Regions from separate parts of the Homo sapiens genome. Here region 2 is linked to region 1. A link is an interaction called in ENCODE POLR2A ChIA-PET data of the cell type or tissue named here. Cell type or tissue: Panc1. All regions are shown on one strand.

Evidence for each region. ChIA-PET counts read pairs that join two places held together with the same protein. Peaks named below come from ENCODE experiments on the same cell type or tissue, not always from the same donor. Only the 100,000 strongest peaks of a DNase experiment are listed, where the experiment ranks them.
Region 2: POLR2A ChIA-PET joins it to region 1 with 6 read pairs; 5 of 35 experiments call an interaction of 5 or more read pairs at or near these places.

What each region holds. Positions count from the first base shown.
Region 1 is chr4:83,268,480-83,273,479 of GRCh38, forward strand. COQ2 (coenzyme Q2, polyprenyltransferase) reads right to left here. Exons shown (of 7, transcript NM_001358921.2): 4 at 3,608-3,693; 5 at 1,381-1,514. Among named protein-coding and RNA genes, the nearest start is that of COQ2, 14 kb to the right of the region's middle. In Panc1, no CTCF peak of the experiment used is centred here; no DNase peak of the experiment used is centred here; H3K27ac peaks cover 2,495 bases.
Region 2 is chr4:83,407,034-83,412,033 of GRCh38, forward strand. It overlaps HELQ (helicase, POLQ like), which reads right to left. Exons shown (of 18, transcript NM_133636.5): 18 at 313-527. The coding sequence ends at 420. Among named protein-coding and RNA genes, the nearest start is that of HELQ, 46 kb to the right of the region's middle. In Panc1, no CTCF peak of the experiment used is centred here; no DNase peak of the experiment used is centred here.

The DNA of each region.
Region 1 (5,000 bases):
TGACAGGCTCTCTTTTGGGGCCCAAATCCAAATAACAATGACTGTGGGTGTTTCTGTTTTTCCTTTCATACTAGAATCACCTTCAGGGTGCAAACTGTGTCTATAGTTATTATGTGAACCACAAAAGTGCCAATGAGTATGTGGTGTTTTCCTGAAGTTGTTAATCTAATTGGAGTACTGGTATCCTAAGCACTCATTCCAGACCTTACCGCAAAAAGTACAGGCATCTCTTCTAACCTGTAAGTCAAGTTTCACTTTGGAAGTAAGACTGATTACAGATCCGCCTTTTCATGATACTACAAATGTAGCAGGGCATAGGGGGTTTAGTGGAAGAAAACAGAATGAAATCCAGACATATTCTTCAAGTAAATGACTGAGAATATATAATCATATTTCAGAAAAATACTGAGAAAAACTTTTTTGAAAAGTTTATAAATGTATTCTCAGAACATGTACTATCAAATCATCACACTGTATACCTTGAATATGCATAATTTTATTTGTCAGTTACTTCTCATTAAAGCTGGGGGAGAGTTTATAAATGTAAAAGAAAAAAATGAGTTTTTAAAATGGAATTTATCAAAAAGGCAATATCAAAAGCTATAAAAATGCATATAATCCTTTAAGTCAATAATACCACTTCTAAAAATTTAACTGAAAAACTCCTATTCAAGAAGTATTAATGATTAGAACAATATTACTTATAATTGTGAAAACTCAGAAACAAGTAGCCAAAATAGAGAAACTGTGAATTTTTTTTTAATTATGGTACATCGAATTTATGGCATGTTAAATTGGGGCATGGACTATCTCATAGTCCATAGTCTTAAAGTGACAATGACAAAGAATTGGTAAAAATATGGGAAAATGTTCACTAACTACACCAAGTAAAAAAGTTGCATAATTCAATGATTAGAGGGACAGAAGAATGTAGTGGTTAAAAGCAGTCTCTGAACACTGGGTTTGAATCGCAGTTCTGCCACCCACTAACTGTGTGACATGGACAAATACTTCTTCACATATTTCCTCTTCTGTTAAATGAGGATAATGTAAGTACTTTCCTCAAAGACTGTTGGGGGATTAAGTCTGTAAAGTACTTAAAACAGTGCCTGGCACATAGTAAATACTACTTTATTGCTTGTAAATAAAATAAATGAGTTGAATTTTGGTAAACACACATAAACATAAAAAAAATTTTGTTGGAGCCATGGAACTGTGAATGACTTTCTTTTTAGAAAAAAAAAATTCTTCCTCCTTAATTTGGTTCTTAAAGTTCTTAAAAAACAACAACAAATTTTAGAAAAAAATGCTTTCTCCTTAATTTGGTTCTTTAAAAACAGCAACAACTAAACCAAAGTTAAGAAAAGATAATTTCTTTACCTGATGGGCATAAATAGTATCATATATTAGTGTCCACATAACTCCAGAAAAATAAAGAGGCAGGCAAACAGATGGATCACAGGAACCCTTGATAGCAGACCATCCAAGTAACGCTCCCCAATTAAATGTCAAGCCTACAATTAGCAAAACACAAAAAGGGGGAAAGTCTGTATGTACTTTAGAATCCTAAAGGGAAGGAGTGGCATCGGAGTGTGTTCAGTGCTCCTGGGTATCAGACTCTGTGTGTGCTGCTTTCTGTGGGTTCCTTCCTTAAACCCTTTCAACTCTCGGTGGTACTTATTAGCTCCATTTTACAAAAAACAAAACAAGCTCAGAGAGGTTAATTAACAACTAAAGTAACAGAGCTAATAAAAAGAATAATATCCCCTAATTAAGTAAATAGGAGGTTTAAAGAGAAGATTTATCCCACCTAATATGGTGCACGGCACTACCAATAACAGAAGATGCTGGGATCTGAACTTACATCTCTCTGACTCAAAAACCCATGTTCTTTCTGTTACCACTCTGCCTCCCCTATCAGCTACTGAAACATGAATATACATACGAACACTGATCTATTCCACAATGGCATCATCTCTGAGGACTGTAAACAAACACCTACATGTTGACAGCTCTCAAATCTCCACTTGCAAGCCTGATAACTCTCCTAAGCTCCAGACTGCATACTGAACAGTCTGCTGGACTTCTCTGCCTGCAAGTTGCTCATGTACCTTAAACTCAATGTGTCCCAGATATCTTTTCTCAGAAACCCCTTTTCTCCTCCTGTATTACCTATTTCCACTCATGTCCCCTCCTTAACTGATGAAGTGCCTCTCCTTTGTGGTCCCATAGCACTCCTGCCTGACACGTTGTACTGCAATGACCTGTTTATCTGTCATCTCCATCTCCAACTCCTTAAAGATGGTCAGGGTGTTTTAGTCATTTTTATTTTCCCAGTACCTGCTGCAATTCCTAGCACGAAGTAAATGTAGGGGTTCAGTAAATGTTTGGAGTAAATATACCAGCTTCTTAATATTATCTTATAGATAGGAAATGCTTATATTGAGAATATAATTTCAAATTTAATAAAGAGAACATTCAATGAGAGGATCTTAGAAAAAGATAAATATTCTACCACAACTTTCCCACAAATCAGGCTCACATCAATTTCTTGAGTTGCTTTTAGTTCTTTCATTTACTGAAAAAAATGATTCAAAGAACTAGAATCATTCTAGGAATAGAATAGAAAAGTCTGGGAATAGATATTTTTGCAGCAGATTCTGATACCTGCTTACCTAACTATGTTTCTTTCTTTTCACCAACAAGTATGTATTCAATACCTACACCGCACCAAGTGCTATGCTAAATGCTGGGCCACAATTTATTAACTGGAGACCATAGGAGGCTCTCAACGTATTCTTGGTTGAATTAATGCTGCTGAAATAAGTAAGTGCCGGATTAGAATCCTATGGTAGCCCAGAAGAGACTGTCTAACTTCTTCCTGAGAGGCTTCACAGAATACGAGCTGTCTAAGCTATCACATACACTTTAACCCTTGTTTTCCTGCCACAGAGTGCTTCCTACCCCATCCCCCAAATTCTTCAGGGCATCTAGATCAAACATTTTTTCATGACATACCTAGATTTTTAAAAAAGCATTTCAGAAAGCAATGGCCAGGCGTGATGGCACACATCTATAATCCCAGCACTTTGGGAAGCCAAGGCAGGCAGATCGCTTGAGCTCAGGGGTTTGAGACCAGCCTGGGCAACATGGCGAAACCCTGTCTCTACAAGAAATACAAAAATTAGCCAGGCAGGGTTGTCAATGCCTGTAATCCTAGCTACTCAAGAGGCTGAGGTGGGAGGATCACTTGAGCCTGGGAGGTCAAGGCTGCAGTAAGCTGAGATGGTGCCACTGCACTCCAGCCTGAGCAACAGATCAAGACCCTGTCTCAGAGAAGAGGGGAGAGGAGAGTGTAGGGGAGGGGAGCAGTGGGGGAGAGAGGAGAGGAAAAAATAATGATGATGATGATAACCCTAATAAATATGCAATATTTCTGAACTAATAAAAATAGCTAACTGCTCTCCTTTAAAGTACGAAAATCTACTATTGGTTAGGAAAATTACATGACTGATTTGTCATTTCATCTTTACCTATTTACCTATCTCTCCATAAAAGTGTAGTTTGCAAATATCAAAGGAAATACTTTTAGTTATTGTAAGCTCACCCAAGGCTAGTTGAGGCCAGTATGAAATTCTTTTCATTAGTGGGTAGGTGATGACAAGAAGTAAGGATCCTGCTCCCAGAGCTATACTGAAAAGAGGAAAAACCATTAAAGTGATTATTACCACTACCTCTTAGAAACCACGAAATACTTTAAGACAATGACATAAGTAATACTAATTGGAAAATATATTTTATCTTAAATTATATTTTATGTAAGTTATCTTCCTAGCCTTCGACTTTCCCTATTATAAAGGATGAGTAGAAAACTACTTTAAATGTTATAAAACAATCAAACAAAATAATAGCTAACACATACAGTACTATCATGTATTAAGCACTATTCTAAGTGAATCACACTTGTTAATTCATTATAATCTTCACAATGACTCCAAAAGGCAGGTATTATAATATAAAGTTTTATTCTCTTCCTTTTTTGCAGATGGGAAAACTGAAGCACAAAGAAATTAAGTAGTTTGCTAATTGTCATATAGCTAGTCATAGAAGAGCCTAGATTCAAACCTAAGGCAGTCTGGCTCCAGAGTCCAACCTATCAACCACCAAATGTTAACTACCAAATGTTACTGCCTCTCTGAACTGTTTGCAAACATTAAGGCATCTAATAAACTAAGATGTCCTAACTAATAATTAGAGTCAAGATATCCCTCCTTATATATATGATGCAGTGTTACTTTTCTAGAAAAAAGGAAACACCTATGAAAATGTGATAAAATAAGACGTTCTTAGGACCTCAAAGTTTATCTAACACTACCCCTTCCAGAAATAACCTTCCAAAGGTATTGTCATGTAATTGATGCTATCAGGGCAAGGCACGCAATTAAGTCTAGTCTCCATAAAGTAACTTTTTGTCTTTCTTCTCTCGCATTGAAGCACTTTGTAAACCGCAATCTGATACACAAAAGTTTCGTTTTGTCTTGTTTAAGAGATACAGGAATGAGTCCTCCCACTTCTTTCTTCAGTCATTGATTAGTAACACCACCCTGGGAAAGACATAGTTCCTCTTTTTGCAAAATGAATATAATCACTTCTGCTTTAAGTCTACTTTAGAGATACTGTCAACATAAATAAAATTATATATGTGTGGGTGTATACACACACATCCATGCACGCACTTAGAAAACCTATGAAATTGCCTTGTGTCCCTTAGGGAATGTAGTACAAATACTGAAGGTGGTTCAAAACAAATTAAATGTTCATTTCTTAACTCCTTTGGCTGAAAGCATTCTTGAAGCAGATTTAAAAATGTGTGGTGAGTTACTTACACTTGCTAACTTACAGATGCTTAATAAGTAGCAAATGAACAACTTTGTGATAAAGATATTTCATTTTATTCCTATTTTCTCCATTTCAAAGGAGAGATTTTATACATGATGTGG
Region 2 (5,000 bases), 140 kb after region 1:
GTTAATCCTTGAAGTATTAGTGCATTTTAAAGATAATTTTCATGCATTGGAAATAATATAAAGCAGTTAGGAAATGGAGGGTTTGGAAATCCTAAGAAAAATTCTGGGGATTTCAAATAGTCCAATTTGATGAAAGAAATGGGTAAGAGAATAATGAAAGATCTGGATAAAAAGGTTGAGCACAATGTTGATGAAGTTGAATTTCATTTTGTGGTGGACACTATAGTCTGTTTAGCAGAGAAATAATGTGTAAGTATTCCAAAGAATGAATTGTTAGTGGGAAGAGGTATATTCAAACATTATTCGTAGTTCTTAATGTATAACTGAAATGTATTTTTTCATTTATAAAGTATAAGTTATCTTTAATAACACACATGTACAATAAATAATTCATATATGAAAATTCTCATCAGATAGCTTCATGCTTTGTCAGTGGAAGAAGCCACAGCACCAGGGAAATCAGAAGGCAATCTTAGTAACTCTTCTACCTCTTCTTGCAGGGCTTCTGCTTTTTCATGCAACAGCATCTACATTAAAAAATTAAGACGTGAGGCCAAAATATGCATTGCTAGAGAATTGCCAACAATTTTACCACTGTCCATTGAACACCTGAATCCTTACACATCAGAAATCTAGACATTAAAACTATAATGAGATTGAAAAATGGCCACTTAAGAATAAACGATTATAGTCAATGAAGATGAGGCATTTAGTTAAAACCATTTTAGCTGATCACTGCCTTTTAGTATACCAAAAATAAAGGAGCTTTAATTCTCCCAAAGATTTGTTTTATTGAAGACTCAGCCACTTAAAAATTAACTTTTAATCTATAAAATCTAAGACAATTTTGCAAAAATTTAATTAGCTCCTGAAAAATGTTATCCTTTATATATATGCATTTTATTATTCCTCAAAATTTAGTATGCTTTAAAAAGCTACCAGTATTTCAAATAAAAGTTTTATTCAAGTTCCTAAACTTAAAACTGTTAATTTCAAAAGCAACATAATGAGCAAAAAAAGTATTTCCAAACATGGCATATGAAAGATGTCAATGAATTTTTACCAAATAATAAGCTATATAGATCAATAAGAATAATAAGTAAACTACACAAAACCCTTGTGTTAGTATTACTATAATACAGAGAATATCAAGAACCTCAAATTACTTGTTTAAAAAAGCCCACCAATTTGTGGAAGAATAAATTCCGCTCCCCCCCACCCGCCTTTTTTTCTTTTTTAGACGGAGTCTTGTTCTGTCGCCTGGCTGGAGCACGGTGGCGTGATCTCAGCTCACTGCAACCTCCGCCTCCCAGGTTCAAGTGATTCAGAAGGCCTCAGCCTTCTGAGTAGCTGGGACTACAGGCATGCACCACCACACCCAGCTAATTTTTGTATTTTTAGTAGAGATGGGGTTTCACCATGTTGGCCAGGATGGTCTCCACTGCTTGACCTCATCATCTGCCTGCCTCAGCCTCCCAAAGTGCTGGGATTACAGGTGTGAGCCACCATGCCCAGCCTCTTTTTTTTTTTTTAATTAGAAAAAATTTAAAAAGCTTTTTTTGTAGAGACTGGATCTCCCTATGTTGTCCAGGCTGTTCTCAAACTCTTGGGCTCAAACGATCCTCCTGCCTTGGCCTCCCAAAGTGCTGGGATTATAGTGTGAGCCACTACACTCAGCCAAAACCAGTTTCTTGAGCTCCCACCCAAGTGTTTGCAGAGATCCAGATGGGGTTGAGAAAAAAAAAACACATGAACAAGATAAGAGGGAAATAGAGGGTCTAAAATGAAATAAGATCACCTCCAGAGAGAAAAAGCCTACCCAAATATAAAAATACTGAAAAAAGAATGTTGGTTGATTAAAGCATTGTTTATAGGAAGATATTTAAAATGCATGTGGGACTCTAGGAGGCAGTCTTCGAAAGGCAATGCTTTTAGGGGAGAGAATGGGTGAAAAGGGAGGTGCCTTTTGGAAGCTCAGCCATGAGAGGAAGAGGAAAAAAGGACAAAATTTACAATCTTGTAGGGCAAAAGGAAATTAAACAAACAAACAAACAAACTTGCATTCCTCTCCCACCCCAAGTCATCCATTAAAGAAAAATACTTTGCTACTCTGACAGAAGAGAACACTCTTGAACTGGGATCTCATAAATCATTCCAAATGACTGTGTTGTCCAAGATATGCAGAGGCACAAGCAGTTCTCATCTATACAAAACTACTATATAAAAAGAAAACAAGGCTGGGCATGGTAGCTCATGCCTGTAATCCCAGCACTTTGAGAGGCCAAGGTGGGCAGACCATGAGGTCAGGAGATCGAGACCATCCTGGCTAACACAGTGAAACCCCATCTCTACTAAAAATACAAAAAAAAATTTAGCCAGGCAAGGTGGCCGGCGCCTGTAGTCCGAGCTACTTAGGAGGCTGAGGCAGGAGAATGGCGTGAACCTGGGAGGCGGAGCTTGCAGTGAGCCAAGATTGCACCACTGCACTCCAGCCTGGGCAAGAGAGCGATACTCTGTCTCAAAAAAAAAAAGAGAAAAGAAAACCAATAAGAACCCAAACTCTTCATCTCATAAAAATTTCCCTTCCTGAAAGCAAACCATGAAGCAGAAAAACTGTAACACAACACTCCAAACAAAATTAAATATTCTCAAATAAAAATCTGGAGATATGAGGAGGAGTAGAAATGCTCTCTAAATAAGAAGTTAAAAAACTAAGAACCGACATGGACAAAAACTGGAAGAAATGATACAAAAGTTGACTGAGCTCAGGAATGAAATAAAAGAAAAAGGCAAAATCATATTAGAAATAAAAACTAATAACTATAACTAAATAACTGGGTGTCCATAGAAAAACAGATTTAAATAAAAAACCTAATTAGGGCCACTGAAAAAATTTAAAAAGCAGGAAAACAATAAAGAGAATAAAAACGAGATAGGCCGGGCATGGTGGCTCAGACCTATAATCCCAGCACTTTGGGAGGTTGAGGCAGGAGGATTGCTTGAGGCCAGAAGTTAGAGACCAGCCTGGGCAATGCAGTGAGACCAAGCCTCTACAACAACAACAAAAAATTAGCCAGGAATGGTGGCCCATACCTATAGTCCCAGCCACTCAGGAGGCTAAGGTGGGATCACCTGAGCCTGGGAGTTCAAGGCTGCAGTGAGCTATGATGGTGCTACTGCACTCTAGCCTGGGTGACAGAGACCTAGTTCCTCCCCACTCCCCCTAAAAAAATATCTGTGAGGGAAGGAGAGGAAATAAAATGGAATACCAGTAGAATTTGTGTTTCAAATGTATAACAGCCACACTGAAGCAGATTTTTTTAAACCCCAAACCAAGTAACATTTTAACACATTATTTTAATTATATACTCTCAGACTGAAGACAAAAAGTGCTGTAAATAAATACTGAATGTTTGTTTTTTTTGGAGTGGTATAATTTAACAATTCTGCAGTTACTTTCAGTGCATTCTAAGATTGAGGAAAACAGAAATATATTAATAAACACAGGGATGAGGTTTCTCATTATTGGAGAAAGGAAGTACAAATATGAAAAAGAGGAAGACTATATAGCAAGTCCTGTATGGGATTAGTGTGGCAAATTAAAGATGATTGGAAATTCTTTGACACCTTCATTGAGAGACGGGATCTAATTCTCCTCTTGAATCTGTGCTAGCCTTTGTGATTCACTTATAACTAATAGAATGCAGAAGAAATGATGCCACATGACAGGTCTCAGTTTAAGAAAGGCCTTGGGGTCTTGAAATGAGATCATTCCAAGGTCATGTGAATCCTCCCCCTCAGATCCTAGCATCCACACTGTAAGAAAGCCAAGCTAGGATAGGCAAGGTGGCTCACACTTGTAACCCCAGCACTTTGGGAGGCCAAGGTGGGCAGATTGCTTGAGCCCAGGAGTTCGAGACCAAACCGGGCAACATGGAGAAACCCCATCTCTAAAAAAAAAAAAAAAATTACATAAATTAGCTGGGTGTGGTGGTGCATGCCTGTGGTCCCAGCTACTTGGGAGGCTGAAGTGGGAGGATCACCTGAGCTTGGGAGGCTAAGGTTGCAGTGAGGCATGATTGTGCCACTGCATTCCAGTTGGAGTGAGAGGGAGACCTTGTCTCAAAAAAAAAAAAAAAAAAAAGAAAGTCAAGCAACATAGAGATTATAAATAGACAAATAAGAAACTGCAGTGTTTTAAAAGATATTATACTAGATTGAATAAAAAGAGACAGACAATACAAAACATCAAGTGCCTTTGAACTTTTTTTTTTTTAAATTTAGAGATAGGGTCTCCCCCAGGCATGGTGGCTCACTCGTAATCCCAGCATTTTGGGAGGCTGAGGAGGGTGGATCACTTGAGCTCAGGAGTTGGAGACCAGCCTGGGCAGCATGGTGAAAAATAAATTTAAAAAGGTAATTTAGTTAGGCATAGTGGTGCCCGCCTGTGGTCGCAGTTACTTGGGAGGCTGAAGTAGGAGGATTGCTTGAGCCTGGGAGGTTAAGGCTGCAGCAAGCCAAGATCATGCTACTGCACTCCAGCCTGGGTGACAGAGTCAGACCCTGTCTCAAAATAAATAAATAAATAAATAAAATTAATTAATTTAATTAAATTAAAAATAAAATAGAGATAAGGTCTCGCTTTGTTGCCCAGGTTGGAGTGCAGTGGCATGATCATAGCTGATTGCAGCCTTCATCTCCCAGGCTCAAATGATCCTCCCATTGCAGCCTCATGAGTACCACAGGCACACATCACCATGCCTGGCTAATTAAAAAAAAAAATTTCTTTTGTAGGAACAGGGTCTTGCTATGTTGCCCAGGCTGACCTCAAACTCCTGGCCTTAAGTGATTCTCCCACTCTGGTCTCTCAAAGTGCTGGGATTACAGGTGTGAGCCACTACACCTGAGCCTGAACTCTTGAACTTCAATATTCTTGAACTACATATAGGAAGCACATTGAGAAAGCTACCTAGCAGCAAACATGGGTTTATTGCTTATGG